Linked DNA regions of Homo sapiens: region 1 is linked to region 2. The links are chromatin contacts, found by Hi-C in ENCODE. All regions are on one chromosome and are shown on one strand. Each heading gives the region's core, a stretch centred on a gene start or an enhancer-like site at or near the end of the contact. The rest is flanking DNA. Distances are from core to core; before and after follow the strand shown. Region 1 has its middle 29 kb from the start of ARHGAP22. Region 2 overlaps WDFY4 (WDFY family member 4).

Region 1 (3,952 bases), core at 1,104-3,603, 170 kb before region 2:
CTTACGCCTTTGCATCCTCATAACTTAGCTCCCACTTACAAGTGAGAACATATGATATTTGCTTTTCCATTCCTGAGTTACTTCACTTAGAATAATGGCCTCCAGCTCCATCCAAGTTGCTGCAAAAGACATTATTTCATTCCTTTCTATTAGCCTTCACTTTTGAAGAAAAATTCCAGTAGTTATGCAATCCTATGTTGGTAGGGAGTTTTATTGCAGCAGTTTTAATGTACAAACTATTCAACATATTTTTTTTTCAACAGTTGAAATATTTCCCTTCACTCTCCACTTGCTTGCATGACTTCTGTTGTGAAGTCTGATATAATTCCTATCCTTGTTCTTCTAAAGGAAAGGTGATCCCCATACCCCTGGCTTCTTTCAAGATTTTCTCTGTCTTTTGTTTTCTGCATTTTGAATGTGAGACACCTAAGATGTGTATATTTTTTGTTTTTATCCTGCTTAGGTCTGTGGTTTGTTTTCTGTCACTGCCTGGAGTTGGCCAACTCCAAGTTTAGAGTGCACACAGGTCTTCACAAGACCAGCCTCACTTCCAACACCAACTGCAAATTGGGGGGTGTTCCCAAAACCACCCAGGCTAGGAGCTGTGCCGTCTTTAATATTTGCTGTGTCTGCAGATGCCAGAGCGAAATCATTGATTTTAAGTTTGCACAGATTTTACCTTGTTGTAAGGATGAGAGTGAAAATGTCTAAGCTTTTCACATGTCAAAGATGAAACCAGAAGCCAGAGTCTTTCCATTTTCATCACTACTGCACAACGCTGACTATTCTTTTCCTTCATCTACCCCTGGAAGATCCTGAGTCACCTGCCAGAGGACATCACCTGCCACACGGAGGACATCAGTGGACAGTTCCCTCAGGCCTTTCCATTGGATGATATGAGAAGAGCATGAGCTCCAGAAGGTAAGAGTTTTTGCCAATTATGTTGCCTGCTGTATTCCAGTGCCTAGAGCAGTGCCTGGCACAACTCATGTTTGCTGGGTGACTGAATAAATTATCAACCCTTAGGAAACTTTTGAGATCATTTCCCAGGCCTGTCCACCTTTAATGGCCCCAGTCAGCTCTCATTTCTGCAGACAATCTACCTTCCTCTGAGACTCCCAGGTCTGAGGTTTGCAGTGACTGCATGCTGGAGAAGTAAAACTGGGAGAAAGCTCCAAATGTAGGGTTCCTGTGTCCAGAGTCTCCATCATATCACTTGGTTTTCAAAAAATTCCCAAAGGAAACAATTCTCAGCCAGAGATTAACAGTGGCATCTGATTGTTTGTCTGGAAGGGAGTTCCCACTTATTCAGGGTTTACCCTGTGCCTTTCCTTGAACTCTTTTCTTTTAATTAGACATGTAATCCTTATTACAGTCTTGTGAGATATGGCCTATTGTGGTCTCACTTTTACAATGAGGAAATGAAGCAGAGAGATTATATCACTTGAGTAAGGGCATAGAGTAAGCAGGTGGTAGAACCTGGATCCACACCCAGGCCTGGCTTTCTCTAGACTGTTTTTACATTTTGTGGGAAAATGATGCCAGCAGCAGGGAGGGAGGGCTGGCTTTCCCTGTGGACTTTCCACAAGAAAATCCCTGTTGACATCCATCTGCAGAAGGAGATGGGCAGGTTAATAGAGACAGGATCATTCCACGGGGCTAAGAGGAGGAGGGAGCAGAGGGCTGGGCATGGGAGGAGGGAGAGCCTTTCCTAACTGAATGCTGGGCCAAGCTGGCTGCGGGATGCCCTGACTCCTGGAAATCTCTGGGGCAGGTGTCTGAGAGTTGACACCATGGGCATCTATGCCCTATGTTCTCCCTCACCTTCTTCCTGGCCACCAGGATGCTGCTTCCTCCCACGCTTGTTTCTATGATAACTGGCAGGAAGTGTTATCTGCTAGCCAGCTCACCTGTTGAGAGAAGCCAGTTTGCACTAGTAGCTCAGTAGTATCATGGGTAGCTGAATGGGTACTTTCAGATTTGGGTGGCGGATTTGATGGGAGCAGCCAAAAGGTGCCATCAATGTCCCTAAAAGCAGAGGTACTGCTGTGAGTGAGCACTAAAGATGGGTCAGCTCAGATCTGGGTTGAGTCCTGTCTGCCACTAACTAGCTGTGAGCTTTTGGCAAGTCAGTAAACTTCAGATCTTCTGCTTCCTCATCTAGCCAACAGGGAAAAGTGCTCTGCCCCCACAGAGCTGGGCCATAGGAGAGGATAAGCTGCTGGGTGCAGAGGGCGGTGAGCCTGCACTGTGGTTTGCCCATTTCACAACCATTCCCAGAGTCAAATCATTTCTCCCAGATGTGCAGAAACAGAAACCATTGTAGGAAACTGGGTCTCTAAGAAGAGCCGCTGACTCAGCCCTTATTTGGTTCTGTGGCTGGGGGTGGGTGAGCCTGGGCTTCCGCTTGGCTCCCTAGAGGGTAGTGTGGCTGGCAGGGCATCTGTCTAGACACTCTCTGAGGCTCTGCCCAGCCTGTTCTTTGGAATAGACTCTCCTCTGCTTCTCAGGGCTGACAGCTCTGAGCCCAGGAAAGCAAGAGGGCTGAATTGTGTCCCCCGACTCCAGTTCATGATGAAGCCTAACCCCCACCGCCCCATACAGAAAGTGGCTGTATTTGGAGATAGGGCCTTTAAATATCAAAGTTAAAATGAGTGATTAAGTTAAAATGAGGTCATTAGGGTGGGCCCTAGTCCAATATGACTAGAGTTCTTATAAGCAGAGGAGATAAGGACACAGATACCAACTGTGTGAAGACACAGGAAGAAGGTGATATTTACAAGCCAAGGAGAGAGGAGAAAGAAGCTTGCTAACACATTGATCTTAGACTTCCAGCCTCCAGAATGGGAAAAAATACATGTATGTTGTGAAAGCCCTGGGGCCCGAGGTGCTTTGTCATGGCAGCCCGAGCAGACTCATGTACCTGCCCTCCCTCTTCCTCAGTGTGAACAAGGGAATTCCAGCACCCATGGGAGGCTCTTGGAGGCTAGGCTCCTTCTGGGTCCACCGTGAATGAAGCACTTCACCTTGTTTCTGGGCCTCTGTCTCTTGTTGCCCCCACCCCCACTTCTGCACTGGGCCTGGTGTTTCCCTGGACCCCGACTCCCTGTCTCCTCAGGCATGACTAGTTTCATACTCCTCCAAGGTTGGTAAGAGAAAAATGCCTGGGGTTTAGGTTATAGCTTGAAGCACAGCTTTGGGTGCTCCGTAACTTGTCCCAGCCCCTTGGCCAGCTCCAAGTTCAGCCACAGCTGTGGTGAAACGTCCCCTCTTAGGTGAGCCCACTGATGGCTTCCCGCTCCAGGCTCTCAGCCCTCGGCTTTCTCTGAAGCCACAGGGACCCTAAGCCCTGGGCAAACAAATGCAGTCCAGAAGGGCTGGGTGTCCACACCCCTGGGGTTGCCCTCAGCCAAGGGAGAAAGGGGGCCGGGTAACCCCCACCCTCTCCCCTTCCAGGCTTATGGCAGGTGAGTCTGCACTCTTCCCAGAGTCCCTGTGGAAGTGAGTCTTGGGACAGCAGCAACCTTCATTATGCCCCTCACACTGGCCTTCCCTCCTTCCTGGTGTCACTCTTTGCCCCATCAGTCCTGCTTCCTGGCATCACCTCCCAAATAAACCACCTGCACCCAAGCCCTTGTCTTAGGCTCTGCTATTGGACAACATAAACTTAGACTACTTCCTGGCTGGGGAAGCAGGATGGAAGGACTGCACTTTTGAGCTTCAGTTTTCTCCTCTGTAAAATGGGAACATTAATATCTTGCAAGCTGGCTACAGGAATTAAATGACATCACCCCTGTGGATATTGAAGAGAGTTGTAAACCGTGCAAGGTGATCTCAATGTTGTTATTTATTATTATTTTTAGTTTGGTGGTAGCATCAGGTCCTTACTCTCTCTCTCTTTTCATTAAAGAAAGAAGAAGGAAAATCTCCATCTTCAGACTCATTTCCCAGG
Region 2 (3,696 bases), core at 409-2,908:
CTAGTTCATTTCTAAGAGTACAGTCATCTCAGGGGTGGGGAGAGAGCAACACCTGACACATTATACAGTCCATACTCAAACAAATCTAATCCAGACATCTTAATATAGTCCTTAGTACAGGCTTATGTGACACAGAATAACAATCAAAAGATTCAGTTATTCATGTTTCCCAAAATTCTGACATTTGGCATTATGTAATTTCCTGATGAGCTAGGCAGCCTCAAATGGGTGTGGCAACTTATTATTGTTGCTGTGTTCTGGAAAGGAAATGTGAGAGGCTGGAACTTTTGTGGGAAGTGTAAAAGGTGCACCTTATTGTACTGGTGGGTTCACATCTGACTTTCTTAGTTCTCTCAGCCCTTAGCCCCAGGCCTGGCATATCATTTGTTGAATGACTGCCTTCATGAATCAATATCCTAAGTGTGCAGGGCTCTTGGAGCCCTACAGACATGTATGTTGGGGTGCCATGCTGGATACCCATGTTTTCACTAGAGCTGCCTTCATCAATACCAGCTGTCCCAAATGGCAGCTGGCCCACCTCTGTGTGTGCCTTTGGGCAGTGGCTGTGCTTAAAAAAGCAGGAAATCTGTCACTCTTTTCCTGGCGGAAGAACAATCCACTCATTTTATTTTATTTTGTATCCACTCATTCTTTTAAAAAATGTAATGCATCTTTACGAAAGATAGTGGCATGTATGATGCTAGGTTCCAGGGATTAAAGAGGGACAGTCTCTACCTTCACAGGCCTCCCGATAAACTTGTGTTCACTGGGGTTCTTTTGCATTTCCTCTTCAGCAAGAGTAAGCAAAGTCATGGGTAACTGCTTAGCTTCAAGCAAGGTTGAGTATTGACCCTATGGGTCACTATCTGTAGGTGATACCCATGGGTACCCAGTGTGGGGCAAGGGAATGGGCTTCGTAGTCAGGTGGATTGACTTTGAAAACAGTCTCTGCCAATTAAAAAAAAAGTCTGGTGCCAGAAAAGTTACTTAGTCTCCCTGAGTCCCATTCTTTCTAGCTACTAGATGCAGATAATAGGCCGGGTACGGTGGCTCACACCTGTAATCCTAGCAATTTTGGAGGTGGAGGCAGGAGGAACACTTGAGCCCAAGAATTAGAGACTAGCCTGGGCAGTAAAACAATACCCCACTCTACAAAAAAATTTTAACAATTAGCTAGGCATGGTGGTGCAAACCTGTAGTTCTAACTACTTGCAAAGCTGTGGTGGGAGAATTGCTTGAGCCCAGGAAGTCAAGGCTGCAGTGAGTCATATTTGGGCCACTGCGCTCCAGCTTGGGTCTCTCAAAAATAAGAAAATAAATACATAAATGCGGATAATAATATTTTGGGTCTTTTTATGGCACCTCTTGCCACCAGGAAATGTATCAGTTATTAAGTGCAAGCTCTTTTTGCTGCTATATGAGTGCACGCTTATAATCCCACACCTGAACCTTGTATAGTCTGGGCCTTAGGAACTGTCAGTATTTAGAGAAGAAAAATATTAGAGTTCTCTAAAGGGAAGTAGAAATAAGACATGATGGCATCCATCAATTCTGCCCCAGAAGGATCACTAGCAGCTACATTTGTTTACTATGAATGAAAACAACCTGAGTGATCAACTTCACTTTCAGAATCTCAGTGAATTTCATATCTTTGTTTCACTTACAATTTTGTCATGCATGAGATGACACTGTGGTTTGGGCTGAAGAATGTGTTGCCTGCGCAAATTGGGTATGTAGTCAGTACAGTGTAAAACCTGAAAATCTGTACCTGGCTTCTATTTCCTGTCCTGCCACTTGCTGGTGGTGAGTGGAGACTGTCACTCAGCTGGTCTGTCTCAGCCTCTATTTTCTCATCTGTAAAGTGGGAACATCATCATTTGTCTTGCAGGATCCAGGGAGGTTGAGATGAGTTTGCAATATGGACACTTGGGCTGTGGGCCCAAGGCTGAGCAGATGGGGGAGATGGTTAGTGCAGGCGTCCTTGGTTGGAACCAGGCCCACAATGAAGTGCCAAGTAGCAGCAGAGATGGCGAGAGAAGGCCTTCCTACAGGGGAGGCACCTCTCTGCTTGGAGTGTCAGGACAGCTGATCTGATTCCAGAGCTGGTACATCATGTTGATGATTCCACGTCAGAGGATCACCTGTCCAGCACTGACCTTCTCATGCTTCCTGCAAATCATTCTTCTCCCACACCTTCATTTTAGCATGTGTTTTGTTTTGTCTTCCAGCTCTGGATGAATACTGCAGACAATCTGGAGCTCAGCCTCTTTTCCCATCTTTTGGAAATCCTTCAATCACCAAGGTAGGCTGGGTCTTGGCAGCCTGGGGGTTAGAACTGAAGGCTGAATGTCCAGAACAGAGACAGGGCAGGGTGGCCAGTGGCTCTTCCCTGCTCCCAGAACACTGGGTCCCCAAATGGGAGCACATCCTTCCCAGTGGCTCATGCTTGTGGGGCAGTCTCCTCTCATGGTCTCGGGCCTCAGGAGGGCAGATGCTGGGGGCTTAGAGGCCTCTCTAGCCCCAGGGACTAGCACATACTGGGGGCTCAGCAATTGTGACCAGCAAAGGTCCACTCTCCCTCTAACTGACTTCTCCAAGGCACTTTTGGAATTAGTCAGGGCTCTTTTACCCTTCAAGTGGTAGAAATACAACTCAAACCAGCTTAAGGGATGTAAAAGAGAAGGAAAGAAGGAAGGGAGGAGGGAAAAAAGAATACAGGAAGAAAAGACCAGTAAAGAGGGACTTCGTTGGCTCTTACAATTGAAAAGAGCTGATCTCATCCTGTAGCTGGGGGAGGCTCACATCATTTTCTCTGAGCTCTGTCACCACTCTTGCCTCTGCCTCTTCCACTCAGTCTTCAGGTTGCCCGGGCTTTCTTCTGTGGCAGAAGGTGGCTCCTGGGCAGCTCCTCAGAGCACATCCTCAGCTTAGCACCATAGGCAGAGAGACAGCTTTTTAAAAATTTAACAGTCTTAGCTATTGGACTGAGTCTCATTGAGCCAACTGTGTCCCATGACTGGGCTGGAAAGTGGCTTCCCCTCTGGAGTTAGAAAGTGGTAGTTCCCAAAGGGAGCCAGGGGCTGTGTTCAGAATAAGAGAGAAGGAAGGCAAGGAAGCCCACATATCACCCCACCTGCCTCCTCCTGGCTCAGGCTGGTCTAGAGCTCATTGGTGCCTTCAGCATTTTGAATGTATTTGTAAATGGCTTTCCACTCATCCACTTAATGAACATCTATTATAAACTTACTACATTTCGCACCCTGTACTTAGAGGTAAAATTCAGAGAAGAATAAGCCACAGTCTGATAAAAAGAGAATACAGAAAAACATGTTGTTCAGTGCTGTCAGAGGAAACAGAACCAAGGGCAGCCGGGACTTCTGGGTAGAGGAGCATCTGTCTTCTCTGCTGAGCCTGTAATTATAAATCATACACAGAATTGGGCTCTGGTCCTGCCTCTTTTGTGTATCAGGGAGATGGAGCTCAGCAGAATTTAATGTGTTAATACAAAAAAAAAAAAAAAAAAAAGACAGTTCAAAGTGAGGAATCTGCCCAAAGTCACCCTCCTCCACATTTTTCTCCACCATTTTTTCTCTTCCACTTTCCACTTTGTTCCTGTACCTGTACCAGTTGTTTTCTAAGAAACAGATATTTATCCTGGGAGCTGTTTTCTTTGGGGGAGTAGAATTTACTGGAAAT

The links. Hi-C counts contacts between places; a loop is a spot of excess contacts on that map. Pooled maps may share reads with other maps.
Region 1: a map with no recorded cell type shows a loop between it and region 2 (5-fold over the local background). The contact joins two enhancer-like sites. A Hi-C loop is called at or near these places in 2 of 37 single-sample maps with no recorded cell type and 4 of 50 pooled maps.

The regions. Positions count from the first base shown.
Region 1 is chr10:48,632,163-48,636,114 of GRCh38, forward strand. It overlaps a transcript of ARHGAP22 not described here. Among named protein-coding and RNA genes, the nearest start is that of ARHGAP22, 29 kb to the left of the region's middle. Within about 2 kb of position 2,354, at least 10 of the 41 ENCODE cell types and tissues checked have a DNase peak (open chromatin) inside an H3K27ac peak, as active enhancers do.
Region 2 is chr10:48,801,058-48,804,753 of GRCh38, forward strand. It overlaps WDFY4 (WDFY family member 4), which reads left to right. Exons shown (of 62, transcript NM_001394531.1): 25 at 2,229-2,302. Among named protein-coding and RNA genes, the nearest start is that of WDFY4, 120 kb to the left of the region's middle. RefSeq lists enhancers at 1,748-1,797, 1,828-1,887. Within about 2 kb of position 1,659, at least 3 of the 41 ENCODE cell types and tissues checked have a DNase peak (open chromatin) inside an H3K27ac peak, as active enhancers do.